Regions from separate parts of the Homo sapiens genome. Here region 2 is linked to region 1. A link is an interaction called in ENCODE POLR2A ChIA-PET data of the cell type or tissue named here. Cell type or tissue: Panc1. All regions are shown on one strand. Each heading gives the region's core, and the rest is flanking DNA. Links, peaks and the distances in the headings are about the cores only. Region 1 overlaps LOC105371155 (a long non-coding RNA gene). Region 2 overlaps NSMCE1-DT (NSMCE1 divergent transcript).

Evidence for each region. ChIA-PET counts read pairs that join two places held together with the same protein. Peaks named below come from ENCODE experiments on the same cell type or tissue, not always from the same donor. Only the 100,000 strongest peaks of a DNase experiment are listed, where the experiment ranks them.
Region 2: POLR2A ChIA-PET joins it to region 1 with 14 read pairs; 2 of 35 experiments call an interaction of 5 or more read pairs at or near these places.

Annotation. Positions count from the first base shown.
Region 1 is chr16:27,142,546-27,151,667 of GRCh38, reverse strand. LOC105371155 (a long non-coding RNA gene) reads left to right here. Exons shown (of 3, transcript XR_950956.2): 3 at 1-358. Among named protein-coding and RNA genes, the nearest start is that of LINC02129, 29 kb to the left of the region's middle. In Panc1, for the core only: no CTCF peak of the experiment used is centred there; no DNase peak of the experiment used is centred there; H3K27me3 peaks cover 622 bases.
Region 2 is chr16:27,281,388-27,290,509 of GRCh38, reverse strand. It overlaps NSMCE1-DT (NSMCE1 divergent transcript), which reads right to left. Exons shown (of 5, transcript NR_037184.1): 2 at 8,875-8,974; 3 at 3,766-3,848; 4 at 1,557-1,710; 5 at 42-265. Among named protein-coding and RNA genes, the nearest start is that of NSMCE1, 17 kb to the right of the region's middle. In Panc1, for the core only: no CTCF peak of the experiment used is centred there; a DNase peak (open chromatin) is centred at 3,869.

The DNA.
Region 1 (9,122 bases), core at 296-8,295:
ATGACTTCAGGCTAACAGAGAGTTCAAATACTGACTTCTCTGTTTATTACCATTTACTGTTGTGAAAATAAGTAATTCAAATCTAAGCTGTTGGAACTTTAAAGCATTTTGAGCCTTAAGGGAATGTGATTATAGGGCCTGAACCACATGAGAGGCAGCTGTAACTTGGGCACCTGTCACCTTTGTTTCTCTGGTTAGATTAGCCTTTCTCCTGCCTATATTGTATTGTAAATGTTGTAAAGGACTAAAGGGCTCCAGAGAAGACCCTTTCCCTCTTAACTGTTGATCTTCACTTTAGATAAACTTCCCTTTCTGTAGTCCTAGCCACACAAAAGGCTGAGGTGGGAGGATTGCTTGAGCATGGGAGTTTGAGGCTGCAGTGAGCTATGATTGCACCACTGCACTCCAGCCTGGGTGACAGAGTAGGACCCTGTCTCAGTAAGAAGAAAAAAGAAACTTGTGACTTAGTGAGGATGCGTCCATTGGCCTAAGCTCACAAAAGTGGGATTGGAATCACACAAAGACCTCTTGGCTATCATTGTCTAAAGTGGACTGTCAAATACAGCCTCTTAAATTGGAAAGGAAAAGAAAACAAGCTGGATGGAAAAGAAAACAAACTATAAATAATACAATTGTTGTACCTCATGAACCAGCCTTGTATAGAAAATGTTATAATCCTACTAAATTTCTTTGTTTTCTGCCTGTATAAGCAAGATCTTAACTTTTCATCCTGAATCACTGAACCCAGTTCTTTGGAGTCTATGTTACTCAAATGACCATTCTCAGCTTTGTGCTTGAATAAACGCTTTTAAACTGGTTTTTGATCCTTTTGATTATTTCAGGTTGACACTGTCATGATCATGAATGGTTGCTATAGATTGAGTGTTAGTTCCTCCTTACCCCATTCATATGTTGAAGCCCTAACCCGCAAAGTGATGGGATTAGGAGGTGGGGCCTTTGGGAGGTAATTAGGTCATGAAGATGGAGCCCTCATTAATGAGGTTAGTGACCTTATAAGAAGAGTCATAAGGCTGGGCGTGGTGGCCCAGGCTGGGCACCGTGGCTCATGCCTGTAATCCCAGCACTTTGGGAGGCCGAGGCAGGCAGATCCTGAGGTCAGGAGTTTGAGACCAGCCTGGCCAGCATGGTGAAACCCCGTCTCTACTAAAAACACAAAAATTAGCCAGGCATGGTGGCGCGCACCTGTAGTCCCAGCTGCTTGGGAGGCTGAGGCAGGAGAATTGCTTGAACCCAGGAGGTGGAGGTTCAGTGAGCTGAGACTGTACCACTGCACTCCAGCCTGGGTGACAGAGCAAGACTCCGCCTCCAAAAAAAGTCATAAGAAAGGTGATGTATCTCTCTGCCATGTCAGAATTCAGTAAGAAGGTGGCTATCTGCAAACCAGGAAGAGAAGCCTCACCGGACACCAAATCTGTAGGCACATGGTTTTGGATTTGGCCACACAGCTGACACTGACCTTGATCTGAAACTTCTCAGTTTCAGAAGTGTGAGGACTAAATGTTGTTTGAGTCACCAGTCCATGGTATTTGTTATAGCAGCCTGAACTAAGACAATGGTAGAGTCAGGCTGTCTGGATTCCAATCCCACTTTAATGAGCTTAGGCCAATGGATACATCCTCACTGAGTCTCAGGTTTCTTTTTTCTTTTTATTGGGACAGGGTCTCACTCCATCACTGAAGCTGGAGTGCAGTGGTGTGATCACAGCTTACTGCAGCCTTGAACTCCTGTGCTCAAGCGATCCTCTCACCTCAGCCTCTTGAGTAACTGAGACTATAGGCATGTGATACCACACCCAGCTAATTTTTTATTTTTGGTGGAGATAGGTGTCTCACTATGTTGCCCACACTGGTCTGGAACTCCTGGCCTCAAGTTATCCTCCCGTCTCAGCCTTTAAAAGTGCTGGGATTACAGGCATGAGCCACTGTCTCCGGGCTTAAGTTTCTTATCTGTAGCATGAGAATGATACCACCCCATTCATAGGACTATTGTGAGGATTAAAAGAGATAAAGCATCCCTTAGTTGAGGACTTGGCACATAGTAAACATTTATTCAGTGAAACCAATATCATCACTGCTGGCTGTGTGATATTGGGCAAATTATTTTATGTCTCTGAGTCTTGGTTTTCTGTCTTTCAAATGGACAGACATCATATCACCTATCACTAACCACCTTGGGAATTTTTTTTTTTTTTGAGAGCTCTGTCACCCAGGCTGGAGTGCAGTGGTGCGATCTTGGCTTACTGCAAGCTCCGCCTCCCGGGTTCACGCCATTCTCCTGTCTCAGCCTCCCAAGTAGCTGGGACTACAGGTGCCTGCCACCATGCCCGGCTAATTTTTTGTATTTTTGGTACAGACTGGGTTTCACCATGTTAGCTAGGATGGTCTCAATCTCTTGACGTCGTGATCCACCGACCTCAGCCTCCCAAAGTGCTGGGATTACAGGTGTGAGCCACTGTGCCCGGTCTTTTTTTTTTTTTTTTTTTTTTTTTTGATACAGGGTCTCATTCTGTTGCCCAGGCTGGAGTGCAATGGCACGACTGTGGCTCACTGCAACCTCTGCTTCCCCAGCTCCAGGGATCCTCCTGCCTTTGCCTCTCAAGTAGCTGGGACTACCGGCATGCACCATGACACCTGGCTAATTTTTGTATTTTTTTGTAGAAATGGAGCTTTGCCATGTTGCCCAGGGTGGTCTGAAACTCCTGGGCTCAAGTGATCTGCCTGCCTTAGCCTCCCAGTGGGATGGTTTAAGGAGGAGAAGTGACAAGTGCCTTTAAGGCACTTAACACTGGGCCTCACACCTGGAAGTTGCCCTATAAGTGGCAAATATTGTTTTTTGTTATGAATATTATTATCACCTAATCAAGGTGGATTACTTGGGAGAGAGCTCCTGGGCTGAGGCTGGCTTTCCTCCTCCCAAGAGTGAACACTCTGGGGGTTTAAGGAAGACTGCCTTTTGCCCTACCTGCACATATATCTTTGCTGCAGTGTCAGCTACGTGGCCAAACTGACTTACCATGTGGTTTATGGCCTCCATTTTCCCATATATGAAATGAGGGGTTTCCAAATGACAAATAGTTTTCAAATTATGCACTTTCTCTGATTGATTGCTAATGTCTGTTGGGAGCTGTGACTCCTGATTCTTGCCCCATCCAGGCTCATCAGGAGAAAGTGTCATAGTTGATTAATGATGACTGCAGTGTATGTGAGACAGGAGAATGAAGTGTATTTTTTGACACCAACGAGGGGTCTTTTAGGGGTATCCTGGGGATACTAAGATTCAGTCAGTTTGTGGATTTCTGACCTGACAAGTCTATATATTAGCTTTAGTGTTGTGGGTGTTTCAGGGTGGAGCTCAGGATGGGGAATGAACATTATTCATCTTCATATTCTCAAGACCTAGTGAGGAATCTCCAACCCTGGGCTCAGGAGATCCTCCCACCTCAGCCTCCCAAGTAGCTGGGATTATAGGTGCGTGCCACTGTGACCAGTCCAAGTGAGAGTCTCAATTCTCAAATGGTGTGTAAGGAGAGGAGCATAGATTTGTGGTCACAGAGACCTGGAATTCCACCCCAGAGCTGTTGTTGGCCAGCTGTGTGATTGTGCAGCAGTGATCACTATTGAGTGCTGTGTGTGCTGAGTATTCTGGCTGTATTAGTCCATTCTCATATTGCTACAAAGAAATACCCAGAGCTGGGTAATTTATAAAGAAAAGAGGTTTATTTGGCTCACGGTTCTGTGGCAGTACAGGAAGCATAATGCTGACATCTGCTCAGCTTCTAGGGAGGCCTCGGAGTTTTACTCATGGCAGAAGGTGAAGGGGCAGCAGGCACGTCACACAGTGAGAGCAGAAGCAAAAAGCCAGGGTGCTACACACTTTTATGACCAGATCTCACGAGAACTCACTGTCACGAATACAGCACCAAGCCATGAGGGATCTGCCCCCCGTGATCCAAATGCCTCCCACCAGGCCCCACCTCCAGCATCGGGGATTACAATTCAACATGAGATTTGGACAGGGACAAATTTCCAAACTATATCACTGGCTCTCCCACTTCTGGAGAATTAGGAAGGATGGTTGGGTAGGATCATATGACTAGCTCTGACCAATGAGGATGGAGCAGAAGTGAGCTCCTTCAGAGGTCTCTTTCCTACTCTGGTAATGACCGAATAACTGCTCCAGACAGAGCTGCTCCATCAGCCTGGAGCCTGGAGTGGCAGCGTTGTGGGGGCTCCTTGGGAAGAACACTCTAGACGGAGACTAACGTGTGAAGTTTACCAGGCTGTGTTCTCAGTACCTGCACTCACGTGGGAGGAAGAAAGCCCAACTGGGCAGACAGAGGAGTGGGCTCCACAAAGAGCTCTGAGACTTGTGGTCCTTCAGTCATGTCCCAAGTTGCAGCAATAATCTGGGCTTTTATACCCTCATGTCAACAGCTCACTGGATGTGAGCTACCCCTATGGAAGGGGAGAGGTAATTCCAGCACTTTGGGAGGCTGAGGTGGGTGAATCGCTTGAGCCCAGGAGTTTGAGACCAGCCTGGGCAACAGGGCGAAACCCCATCTCTATAAAAAATACAAAAAAATTAGCTGGTGGTGCAAGCCTGTAGTCCCAGTTACTTGGGAGGCTGAGCTGGGAGGATCACTTGAGCCTGGGAGTTCGAGACTGCAGTGAGCTGTGATTGTGCCACTGCACTCCAGCCTGAACAATACAGCAAGACCCTATCTCAAAAAAAAAAAAAAAAAAAAAAAAAAGGAAAGAAAGAAAGAAAAAGAAAGAAAGGGAGGTGATCTTGGGTGAGAGGGAGCTCTTCATCCGAGGGTAATTCCTACAGAGGGCTGACAGCTGAGGGCCATGGGGGAACTCTAGCAGCTGGGGGAATATAACAGAGGCATGCAGGAGTTTTCTAAGCCAGCGATTAACTGCAGCCATCATTAAAAATTAAATTATGTAAATTTATAGCTAAACACATTTTATTAAAAACAAAGGAAAGAAATACCCCAAACCCACCACTTCTTGTTTTATTGCATTTTACTACTCTCTAAGTTTTTGAATGTATTTATGTCCATTGTATCTGTAAGATGGAAATATTACATAACAGTGTGTGAACACACACTTCTTTCCCTGTTCTGCATGCAGTGACCTCACTGTGCAAGCTTGACATTGGCCATTTCGGAAGCATTTATACCACCAAAAATGGGCAAACACTACAAATCAGGTCTCTATGAATTGTTTGGGTTCTTGTATAGACGTGAGAAAGCAATAGAAGAAAAAGCAAATTAAACTGAAAAGTGTCATATTGGTAGCTGTTACATTGTGAATAGCAAAAAAACATTATAGAGTCATTCATTGGAACTCTAGGTGGGCTATGGATGTCAGAGTTGTATAATAAAAATCAACAAAAGCTTTCCGTGAGAATCATTTGGCTATAGACAATTTTCAATAAAGAGTTTGTATATTTTATTACTATTTATAAACTGTGTACAATACATCTTTTATCAGTAAAATTTATAATAAAGATATGTATACACACATGCGTGTTCGTGCACACACACACACACACACACACAGACACTGTCTACCCTCACAGAACTGTTATTAATCATTCACCAACACATCACTGGGGACTATATTGGTCCTTCTTCCTTATGGGGTTGTCTCAGCAGTGGAGGAACCTGTCCACTAGAGAAGGTGGCCTGGAACAGAGTCACTGTCAAGCCCTGATGGACATTTAGTTTGAGTGAGAGCTAATCTTATGGTCTCTGTTATTTCACCCCACTGAGATTTTTGGGATTGTTTGTTATAGCAGCATAACCTAGCCTATGCTGACTGATACACTTAAGTAAAGGCACTTAATTCACTGGGTCATAGTTTCTTCACAATAGTTCCTTGTAGGGTTTCAGAGAGAACCAGAGGTGATGTCTATGTTTTCTTTGGCATTCAGTGGGCACTAATAATCTCAGCTGTTTTCATCGATAGCAGTGTCTTAGTACATGACTCATATTGATTTGTTTACCTGATGGGAAATTCCTACAAGCCATCTTTGTACAGTTGGACATGAGGACACAGCTCTTTGTCTCTATCTCTCTCTCTCTCTCCTCTGTCTACATTCTCTCCACCGTTCTCTGTGTCTTTCTCTGCATTTATGTCTGGGTCCAAATCACAATCCAGAGGACTGAACCAAAGGCCACCAGTCTCAGCTGGGATGGGCAGCTCTTCGGGATCCTGGGGTGTTCACTGCCCAGTTATTGTGGCTGCAGTGGCTCTGTCCCTTGGTCTCCTGAGTGGAATAAAATTCAACCCCAAGGAACAGTGGTAGAGGAGGACTATAAAGGTTAATGTCCTGAGAAATAGCCTGGAGGTAGCGGCAGCAGGCAGGAATAACAATTTTAATACAAAATAAAAACGGGTGGATGAATTGCTGCAAGGCCTGGTGGTGCCTTGCACAGGTCTGAGCAGCACACACAGCAGCTGGGGCCAGAGGCTGGGGGAGAGTCGGTCACTGAACCTCAGCCTCTGACGGGCACACTGGCACCCTGGGTGATTGTACGCTGCAGCCAGCATAGAATTGAGGATTCTATTCTAATTCCTATTGAATTAGAATAGAGGATTGAGGATTCCTATTCTAATCATTTTAGTTGGTACAATAGGCATAATATGTGTGTCTCAAGAGGCTGCTGTGAGGATGAGGTATGGCGTTTAATAACTTATTAAAGGCCTGTCAGGAGGGGACCCATTAAATAATGATGCATCCATAACTGTTAACAATTATGAGACAGATTTATACCTATTGTTATGGCACAATGGCCAATAAATATTAAGGGGCAAAGCAAGATGGTGCAAGTCCTCATGGTGTGTCTCCTTTGAGGAGGGGAGTTTGAGGGTATATTAACGTATGCTCTGTTACAGTGGGGACGAGAAATGGGAACTGGTGGCCGAGTGAGGTGGGAAGTTAATCTTTTGACTATATGTCCTCTGATGCTGCTTCAAATTGTTACTATACACATCTCTCTCTCTCTTTTTTTTTTACCTTTTTGAGACAGGGTCTGGCTCTGTTGCCCAAGCTGGAGTGCAGTGGCACAATCTCGACTCAACGCGACCTCCACCTCCTGGGCTCAAGTCATTCTTCTGCCTCACCCTCCCGAGTAGCTGGGATTACAGGCACGCACCACCACGCCTGGCTAATTTTTGTATTTTTAGTAGAGACGGGATTTCGCCATGTTGGCTAGGCTGATCTTGAACTCCTGACCTCAAATGATCCTCCCACCTTGGCTTCCCAAAGTGCTGGTATTACTGGCGTGAGCCACTGCACCAAGCTGCACATCTCTTATGTATACTTTTTTGTATAATAGCAGAAAAAAAAATTCCACCAGGTTTTGGAAGCACTGCCATCATCTATGCCACCAACCCAGGGACGTGGGAGGTGGGATTTGATCCTGGAGGCGGGGCTCGGACTCTGGACCAGATCGAAGATTGGCTGAAACAGGGAAGAGGCCAAAGCGCCTCTCCATAAGACATGCCCGCCAGTGCCATGTCAGTTTACCACTGCCATGGCAACACCTGGAAGTTAATCCCCATTTCCATGGCAATGACCTGACAACCTGGAAGTTATCATCCTATTTCTGGGACTGTCGGCATAAGCCACCCCTTAATTTGCATTTAATTAAAAGTGGGTATAACATGACTGCAGACCAGTCTCTGAGCTGCTACTCTGGACACACTGCCTGTAGGGTAGCCCTGCTCCACAGGGAAGCAGTCCCTCTGCTGCTGCTGTTCATTGGGACTTCAATAAAAGTTGCTGTCTAACACCACCAGCTAGCCCTCTGATTCTTTCCTGGGTGAAGCCAGCAATCCTCCTGGGATAAGCTCTAATTTTGGGGCTCACTCGTCCGGAATCACCAGGTCAAGGGCAACTTTAGCATTGAGTTTGCGGAGGTCCCAGTTATCGACATATTATTTTTGAGGTTATGGGGCTGGATTCCCATAGGAGGACTCCAGAATCTTACGTGCAGTAATGACTTGGGGAAATAGCTGAGGTGGAGTGTTTTAAAGAAACTGGCCCAGCACTTTGGGAGGCCAAGACGGGCGGATCACGAGGTCAGGAGTTCAAGACCAGCCTGACCAACATGGTGAAACCCCGTCTCTACTAAAAATGCAAAAATTAGCCAGGCGTGGTGGCACATACCTGTAGTCCCAGCTACTCGGGAGGCTGAGGCAGGAGAATCGCTTGAACCCGGGAGGCGGAGGTTGCAGTGAGCTGAGATCGGGCCACTGCACTCTAGCCTGGGAGACAGAGGGAGACTCCATCTCAAAAAAAAAAAAAAAAAAAAAACAACTTGTTGCACATCAAAACGACGAAAGGAACCTGATGATGCATATCAGACTATTCAGGCTCATTCTGTGTGGAAAAGTCAGGGAGTGAGAGGTTTAGACACAAAGTGGATTTGAATGCTCTCTTGCCATGGCTGTGCCTTGTCCCTGCCAATGCTATTAACTATTAGACCTCCCTGTGATTATTATCAGGCCCCTGCAATCTTAACTTGTCAAAAATTCCCCCCAAGAACAGACCCCCGTAGCTGTCTGGATGCCATCCCAGATGGGTTTCTCAGTTTCTGGAGGGTCCTGGTTTTGGGTGCCACGATCTTTAGGGCCTTCCAGGATGGAAGCTGCATTGGGGTTGCTTGAGGTCCCAGTGGCCATGTTGAGGAATCCCATGGGCTTAGGGGTCAGAGGCATTAGAACCAGAGCAACTCCATCATTGAGTAGGGGCTGGGTAAATTAAGGCTGAAACGTGATGGGCTGCATTCCCATGAGGCTAGGCATTCTTAGTCAAAGGATGAGGTGGGAGGTCCGCAGGACCGGTATCACAAGATACACATCATAAAAACCCTGCTAATAATACAGGTTGCAGTAAAGAAGCTGGCCAAAACCCACCAAAAACAAGATGGTGAAGAAAGTGACCTGTGGTCATCCTCACTGCTCATTATGTGTTAATTATAACGCATTAACTTCTAAAATACACTCCCTCAAGTACCATGACAATTTACAAATGCCATGTCAATGTCTGGAAGTTACCCTCTATGGTCTAAAAAGGGGAGGAATCCT
Region 2 (9,122 bases), core at 674-8,673, 140 kb before region 1:
ACCTTGGAACACTTTGCTAAATTCGATCTGAAATGCCTTTATTAGGAAAGCCATTTTTAATTGGGTACACTGGGATTAGTAGCTGAAAGTATTCGGAAATTTACAGTGGGTAACTGTTGAAAGAAAGTAGCCGGGTCAGGATGGAAATCCTGAACTCCCAGACTCAGATGAGAACAATAGCTGGCTGCCGACTTAGGCCATGGATGGGTGATGCTTCTTGGTCTACTAATAGGTGCTTGGCCTCATGGGCAGTTCCGCAGTCTGTCTGTGGAAGAGAGTGAGTACATGAAAAAAAATACAGCAAAAAGGAAGAGAAAGAAGACAGGGAGAGAGGAATCATTCACAAGTGAATGACCCCAAATCCTCAGGCTTCATTTCTGCTGGCACAACCTTGTTCATTTGCTCTGGGACATCCCATCATCAAATTGTAACATGGTTTCAATCCACTGTGGGATGGCAGAGAAACTACGGCGTATCATCTAACCTGGTTTCATCAGTATTTCTAACTTAGTTTTTGGCAGGTTATTCATTCTCTTGTGTTGGAGACACTGCCTTTCTGTGTTGCTGAGAAAAGGGGGGATGGGGCTATGCTTCTCTTATTTCTGGTTAATTTTGTGGCTAGAAAAAATTTCGTGGGAAAGACTAATGCACAACATATTTTTACCACATCAACTACCGGTCCCATCATGATGCAGGATGTTGCAGGAATCACTGATGTGCACCTTGTACAGGTTGATGTAATGCTTACTTCTTGGTTTGCAGGTCAAAAACAAGCTAGAAGTGAGGAGTGGTATCAATATACATTTTAAGGCCGAGTGCAATGACTCACGCCTGTAATCTCAACACTTTGGGAGGCTGAGGCAGGCAGATTATTTGAGGTCAGGAGTTCGAGACTAGCCTGGCCAACATGGTGAAACCCCGTCTCTACTAAAAGTACAAAAATTATCCAGGCATTGGTGGCGGGTGCCTAGTCCCAACTACTCAGGAGGCTGAGGCATGAAAATCACTTGAACCCAGGAGGCGGATGTTGTAGTGAGCTGAGATGGCACCATTGCACTCCTGCCTGGGTGCCAGAGTGAGACCCCATCTCAAAAAAAAAAAAAAAAAAAAAAAAAAATTTTAAGGATATGATCACTCTCCCAGAGGCAAGAAGTATCATTTCTCGACCCCAATGAGTGCTCTCTTTCCTCATGTCATCACATTTCTTTATATACGACTGTAGTTCATCTCTGGTACTGATCCTCCCCTTCCAGTATCCTTCTCTTTTGGGCCACTCTACTCAAACCATGCTTTCTGGGGTCAGCTATGACAGTGTCACCAAACACAAAGCCTTTCTTTTCCCAGTTCTCATGCAATCTTTTTCTCTCTGCAGCTGTTCATTCTTCATGAAATGCTCTCTTCTGTTAATTTCCAAGATTCCATACCTACCCTCCTGGTTTCTCCTGACCTCTCTAATCACCTCCTCTCACTTCTCATCCTGCCTTCTAAATGTAATCATTCACATCCTCTCCTTTTTCCTCTAGCATTCTTCTGGTTCTGCTCATTTATAAACTTACTTTTTCCCTTCTTGGGTACATGACCACCATCAAAGCTTCCACAATACATAAGTATATATATTCAGTGAATGTTTCCCCGGATCTATTCTGGCCCTGTCCAATCCGATTTCCCAGATGGAACCTCTGTGAGCATTGGGTGTGCATTCTTCCAGACCTGGTACAAGCAGACACATCATTCCATAGTGTGATGATTTTGTTTTGGTTTTATTTTGTTTTGTAGAGACGTGGTCTCCCTATGTTGCCCAGGTTATTCTTGACCTCCTGGGCTCAAGCAATCCTCCCGCCTTGGCCTCCCAATGTGCTGGGATTACAGCCATGAGCCACTGCACCCAGCCCATAGCATGGCATTGACTACAGTTCTGCGTTGGTCATTTAAAGTCTCCACATTTAGCCCTGTCCTTTCTCCCATGCCCTAGTATTTTATTTATTTATTTATTTATTTATTTATTTATTTATTTATCTATGAGACAGGGTGGTCTCACTCTGTCACCTAGGCTGGAGTGCAGTTGTGCGACCTCGGATCACTGAAACCTCCACCTCCAGGTTTCAAGCGATTCTTCTGCCTCAGCCTCCCAAGTAGCTGGGATTACAGGCACCTGCCACAACGCCCAGCTAATTTTTGTATTTTTAGTAGAGATGGGGTTTTGCCATGTTGGCCAGGCTAGTCTCGAACTCCTGACCTCATGTGATCCATCTGCTTCGGCCTCCCAAAGTGCTGGGATTCCAGGCGTGAGCCCCCCGACCTGGCCCATGCCCTCGTGTTTCATGATCCACACCTTGAGCATGTTCTCTCACACCTCTTGCCCTCAGAATGCCTAGGGCAAAGTCATTGTCTCTCGCGAGCTAACTTCTGTGCTTGGACGGTGTCACCATCCAATTAAGCAAGCTGGAAATGATGTTGTCATTGTTGACTTCCCTCTCTGTCTCTCTTTCCCATTCTCGCTTGTGAAAGACAGTCACAGCAGCCATGGGCTGTGCACTCTGCTTCTTTTTTTATTTCCCAGCTTTTAGGTTTTGGGGGTACCTGTTCAGGCTTGTCACATGGGTAAATGGTGCGTCGCTGAGGTTTGGGGTACAAATGACCCCATCACCCAGGTACTGAGCATAGTACCCAATAGGAAGCGTATCAACTCTTGCCCCCTCCTACCATCCTCCCTCTAGAAGTCCCTCGTGTCTATCGTTCCCATGTTAATGACCATGCATGTTCAATGTTTAGCTCCCACTTATAAGCGAGAACATGCAGTATTTGGTTTTCTGTCCCTGTGTTAATTCACTGAGGATAACAGTCTCCAGCTGCAACCATGTTGCTTCAAAGGACATGATCTCATTCTTTTTTATGGCTGCATAGTATTCCACGCAGTACCCTCCACTTCTGTGTTCATTTTCACATCTGGCTTATTTCCCACTCCTTGCTGCTTCTGCCCTGGTCCAGCCCCACCCTCCTCTCACCTGAAGTAAAGCTATATCCTCCAAGCTGCTTTCCCTGTTTTTTGTTGCTTGTGACATCCTCTGTATGTCGCCTACTGTGAGGCGAAAGCAACTCCATTTTGGATGCAGATCCACCATGTTGACTTAAGATTCACCACAGTTGCAGGAATGCCTCTAAGATTTCTACTTACTGCAAAGCCTGCCCTTAGGTCAAAACAACCTTGATGTTATTGTAAACACATGCTAATCATAAATCCTGCCCTTAGGCAATTTCCCTATGGTATATAAGCCCTGGTCTTGGGGCTGGGAGGTAGCAGCACAGGGGACTACTATTTCTCAACCATTGGATACGTGGCTTCTCTTCACAAGTCCCAGTTAAATGCTTCTTTCTAGGAAGCCACGGCTCCAGCCTATAATCCCAACACTTTGGGGGACTATGGTTGGAGGATCACTTGAACCCAGGGCTTTGAGGCCAACATGGACAACATAGTGAGGCCGTTTCTACAAAACATTAAAAAAAAATTAGCCAGGTGTGGTGTGTGACTTGTAGTCCCAGCTACTCGGGAGGCTGAAGTGGGAGGACTGCTTGAGCCCAGGAGGTTAAAACTGTAGTGAGTTCTGATCACATCACTTCACTCTAGCCTGGGTGACAGAGTAAGCCCCTGTCTCTAAAAACAACAATGACAACAACAACAAAAATTTGTCTCTGAAAAACTGGGTTTGTCAGCCTCTTTCTTCAACCTCTCAGCTTCCTCGGCCTTTGGGGTAGGTTTGTACTGACCTCCCACTGTGTATCACTGGCCAGTTATCGTCGCACTTCTTCTTCCCTCCTGATTAATTCAGGCTGCAATGGCCCACACATGCCTGGAGAATGAATCAGGGTTGACTTAGGCCAGAAATAACAATCCCACTTCCCTTTCACGGATTCTGACTTGCCCAGGCTTCCTTGCAGTAAGAGGTGCTGATGTGATTCAGTTTTTGCCAACAAGATCCACAGGGGAAATCTGGGAAGAGGCCCATGAAGAGAAAGACCTCCTGCCCTACCTCTTTCCTGGCACCATCATTTTCATCTGTGGCACTGAACACCTGTAAGGCCTAGCTCCAGACTTACCTTTCCTCCAACATGACCCACTTATGTTGCCAGTCACTTCTTACCTACCTTATGCTGGAGCTGGGGGTAGGGGCTTGGGAATTCAGGTCAGTTACATCATGCATCATAGTTGGTCTCCAAAGATGGCCCCAAATGAAGCCACCTCCCAGTGTTCGTGTTCTTATGCAGCCCTCTCCACTCTGAATCTGCACTGGTCCTCTGAAATATGTTAACTCACAGAATAAAAAGATAATGATGCTGTGCTAGTCTGGGCCCAAGCCTGAGGAAGAACAAGATATTCTGATGTTATCCTCTCCGGAGCCCTGAGCCAGCACACAAGAAACCCAACTGCCCTGAGACTGCCACGTTTTGAGGAAATGTAAGCTGACCACAAGGAGAGGCCACGTGGAGGAGAACTGAGACTCTCAGCCAACATGGAGGACCAGGCTCCAATCTCATGATGTAGTATGAGCCATTCCAACCAGCCTCCACCCATTTGCGTCCCCTGAGTTGACACCACGGGAAGGAAAGATAAGCTGGGTAAGTTGGGGTGAAAATGTAACTGCAAATCATATCCTCTGTTCAATCTCAATAGCCTTCTCATTTTTTTTTTTTTTTTTGAGACAGGGTTTCACTCTGTTGCCCAGGCTGGAGTGTGGTGGCAAAATCATGACACACTGCAGCCACAGCCTCCCAAGGCTCAGGTAATCCTCCCACGTCAGCCTCCTGAGTAGCTAGGACTATAGGCATGCACCACCATGCCTGGCTAATTTTTAAATTTTTTGTAGATACAGGATCTCCCTGTGTTGCACAGGCTGGTCTCAAACTCCTGGGCTCAAGGGATCCTCCCGCCTTGGCCTTCCACAGTGCTGGGACTACAGGTGTGAGCCGCTGCACCCAGCCAGCCTTCTCTTTCTTGCAAATGATTGCACTCTTCTGCAGCTTCACTTTGCTTACACGGGCCTCTCAGCCTGCATTACCTTTCCTCTGCATCAGTTATCCCATCCTCTAAAGCTAATCTGGAAAGCCCCCACTTCTATAAACCTTCCAGATGATGTCAACTCTGAAGAGTGGGTATTTGGACCAGCTCTGCAGCAAGTGTGTACTTTTGCTCACTATGCACCTACCCTCCCTCTCTTGTTGTAACAGCACCCCAGTTTTGTTTGGATGAACTCCCCCCACCACCTTTTAGTGCAACTCTGTCAATCAAGTTGTCCATTAACTTGTGTTTCAAGTGGGACGTAGAACCCGCCTGGGCCAATCAGTTGTTTCTCTCTCTCTCTCTCTCTCTCTCTGTCTCTCTCTCTCTCTCTCTGCTCTTACTCTTTCTCCAGTGCAAATCCTGAGAGGGTGACAGATAGCTGAAAATGGATGACAGCCTGACCAGACCTCCATAAGCTGCTGCTGGCAAGGTCTGCCAAGTTCTCTGGTCCACATTCAGTCCCAAATCTGAGGCTCCAGCATTTTCATTTGAGTCTACGAGCCACCCTGGAGCAGAGACAGTAATGCTCGCCAATGATTCCATTGTTCCCTTTCATTTCCCAGTGTTCTGGCATTTAGGGAAGATCTTGTGACTAGTTCTCACCAGAGATCCTAGAGTAGAAAGGACACATGTCACTTTCAGGCTGAGGCAGTAAAAACCCCCTGTGCAAACCCCCAGCCTCTTTCTTCCCCTGCCATGGTCACACCAACAAGGCTTCATGTTTCAGGGCTGCAGCCACCAGATGGTGGAACCTCCATTAGTCTGAGTGAAAGGAGGGCAGAGCCTACTGCTGATCCACATGTGGTAGATTCCACTACCTAGAAATAATAATTTTGAGAATGTTTGTTATAGCAGCATGACCTGGACTGTCCTGAATAATATACACCAATACCCTTCCTACCCTTCCAATAAACTTTTTTTGCTTAGATTATCACATCAGTTTCTTGTACCTAAACCAGCTTAACTGATAAACTAACAGCACTTAGTAGCAATTTCTTTTTCTTTCTTTCTTTTCTTTCTTTCTTCTTTCTCTTTCTTTCTTCTTTCTTTCTCTCTCTCTCTTTTCTTTTTTTTTTTGAGACAGGGTCTCACTCTGTCACCCAGGCTGAGTGTAGTGGTGCAATCTATGGCTCACTGTAGCCTTGAACTCTACAGTGGGCTCAAGCAATCCTCCCATTTCAGCCTCCCCAGTAGCTGGGACCACAGGCCTGTGAGCTCTGCAGCCTTGAACTCTGCAGATGGGCTCAAGCAATCCTCCCACCTCAGCCTCCCCAGTAGCTGGGACCACAGGCCTGTGAGCTCTGCAGCCTTGAACTCTGCAGATGGGCTCAAGCAATCCTCCCACCTCAGCCTCCCCAGTAGCTGGAACCACAGGCGTGTGCCACCACACGTTGCTAATTTTGGTATTTTTAGTAGACACGGGGTTTCACCATGTTGCCCAGGCTGATCTCAAACTCCTAGGGCTCAAGCGATCCTCCTGCCTCAGTCTCTCAAAGTGCTGGGATTACATGGGTGAGACATTCCACCTGGCCAGCAATTCCTTTGTTGATTACACTTACTAATGTGCATTTATCTTATTTTTTCTTGCCAGCTGAGAGCAACCTGACCTAAGGACTACGGAGATTCATCTTTGCATCTTACCACACTGCTGAGCACTTTCTTGATAAGATTTGTTAAGATGAATGTAAAAACTGAATGAAAATGAAATTTTTGTTTTGTTTTTAGAGACAAGGTCTCTCTTTGTCATCCAGGCTGGAGTGCAGTGGTGTGATCATAGCTCACTTCAGCCTTGAACTTCTAGACTCAAGCGATCCTCCCACCTTAGCCTCCCAGTAGGTGGGACTATAGGAATTGAATTCGTTTTTTAAATTCAATGTTTGCATTCATCCTATCAAATAGTATCAAGAGCCTTATAAGTATTCATCAGTGTGTACCACCACCAGACCTAGCTAATTTTTAAATTTTCCGTAGAGACGGGGTCTTGCTGTGTTGCCCAGGCTGGTCTCAAACTCCTAGCCTCAAGTGCGCCTCCCACCCCAGCCTCCCAAAGTACGGTGATTAAAGACATGAGCCACTACGCCTGGCTGAAAATGAAAAACGTGGTGAGTCAACCAGTTACTCTCTTTTCAACTGTGGTTTTCTAATCCATTTTCAAGTGAGGTTTCTTTTTTTCTTTTCTTTTTTTTTTTTTGAGACGGAGTCTCGCTCTGTAGCCCAGGCTGGAGTGCTGTGGCACAATCTTGGCTCACTGCAACCTCTGCCTCCTGGGTTCAAGCGATTCTCTTGCCTCAGCCTCCCGAGTAGCTGGGATTACAGGCATGTGACACCACGATCGGCTAATTTTTGTATTTTTAGCAGAGATGGAGTTTTGCCGTGTTGGCCAGGCTAGTCTCGAACTCCTGACCTCAGGTTATCTGCCCACCTCGGCCTCCCAAAGTGCTGGGATTACAGGCATGAGCCACCATGCCTGGTCTCAAGTGAGTTTTAATTAAAAGAGATTTAAAAATATGATTGCATCTCTATTTTTATGACGGTGGCATATATATAATAATATCTATATGTTTCAATCAAATTGTAGTCATAACTTTAAAAAGCCTTATTAAATGACAAAGAGTAAAACACTCTGGAAACATCAGAACAGCAGCAATATTCACCAAGCTCTTTATTTGCAACAGACACTCTATGTAGGGATTTTACTTTTTCATCCTCCAACCACACTCCATCCCTAATCCTGGTGTCTACATCTTATTGAAGACAAAAGAAGCAGCAGCAATTTGGAACTATTTGTTTATTGCTCCCAAAGGAATAAATAATTTCCAAATCATAAAAAGGGGGACTCAAAGGAGCTGGTAGACTAATAAAGAAGAACCATAGAGAGGAGGAAGTTCTCCATTTTTGTCCATTTAAAAAGAAACACAACAGTTGGGTGCTCACACCTGTAATCCAAGCACTTTGGGAGGCCAAGGAGGGAGGATCACTTGAGGCCAGGAGTTTGAGACCTGCCTAGGCAACAAAGTGAGATCCAATCTCTACAAGAAATAAAAAATTAGCTGGGTGTGGTGGTATGCACCTGTACTCCCAGATACTTGGGAGGCTGAGGCAGGACGATCACTTGTGCCCAGGAGTTTGAGGCTGCAGTGACTTAAGATCACACCACTGTACTCCAGCATGGATGACCGAGTGAGACCCTATCTCTTTAAAAAATTCTTTTTTTTTTTTCTGAGATGGAGTCTCTCCCGGTCACCCAGGTTGGAGTACAGTGGCGTGATCTTGGCTCACTGTAACCTCTGCCTCCTGGGTTCAAGCAATTCTCCTGTCTCAGCCTCCCGAGTAGCTGGGATTACAGGCGCCTGCTACCATGCCCAGCTAATTTTTGTATTTTTAGTAGAGATGGGGTTTCTCCATGTTGGTCAGGCTGGTCTCAAACTCCTGACCTCAGGTGATCCACCCGTCTCGGCCTCCCAAAGTGCTGGGATTACAGGCGTGAGCCATCGCGCCCGGCCAAAAAATTCATTTTTTAAATTCAATTTTTGCATTCATCCTATCAAATAGTATCAAGGGCCTTACAAGTATTCAGCAGTGTATACCAGCTTGGATGGCACAGCAAGACCCTGTCTCAAAAAAAAAAGAAAATGAAACACATGCAAAGTGGAAATGACTTACAACCTGCTCCCAGTGAGAGAAAGAGAGAGGGAGAGAGAGAAAGATAAATATTACTGTTGGAATAATCTTTAAGAGCATGCGGTGTGCGGTATGTGAAAGAATCTAAATGTGTTACAGATCAGGGCTTCTCAAGCATTCACACGCTCAGAATTCACCTGCAGATCTTGCTAAAATGCAGATTCCGCTTCAGTATGTCAGGGAGGGGCCTCAGTCAACTCCTTAGATGTCTCGAGCTCCCAGGGGGTGCTGAGGCTGCTGGAAGAGCAAGTGCAGAAAACTAGTGGGATCAGAACGGCCAACACAATTCAAGAACTCTTCAGAAGCTTGGGTTGGGGGTTTTGATGAGCTTGCCCTGAATTCAGCCTTTGATCAGTTCTCTTTAAAAGTCGGTTAGGAAATCACT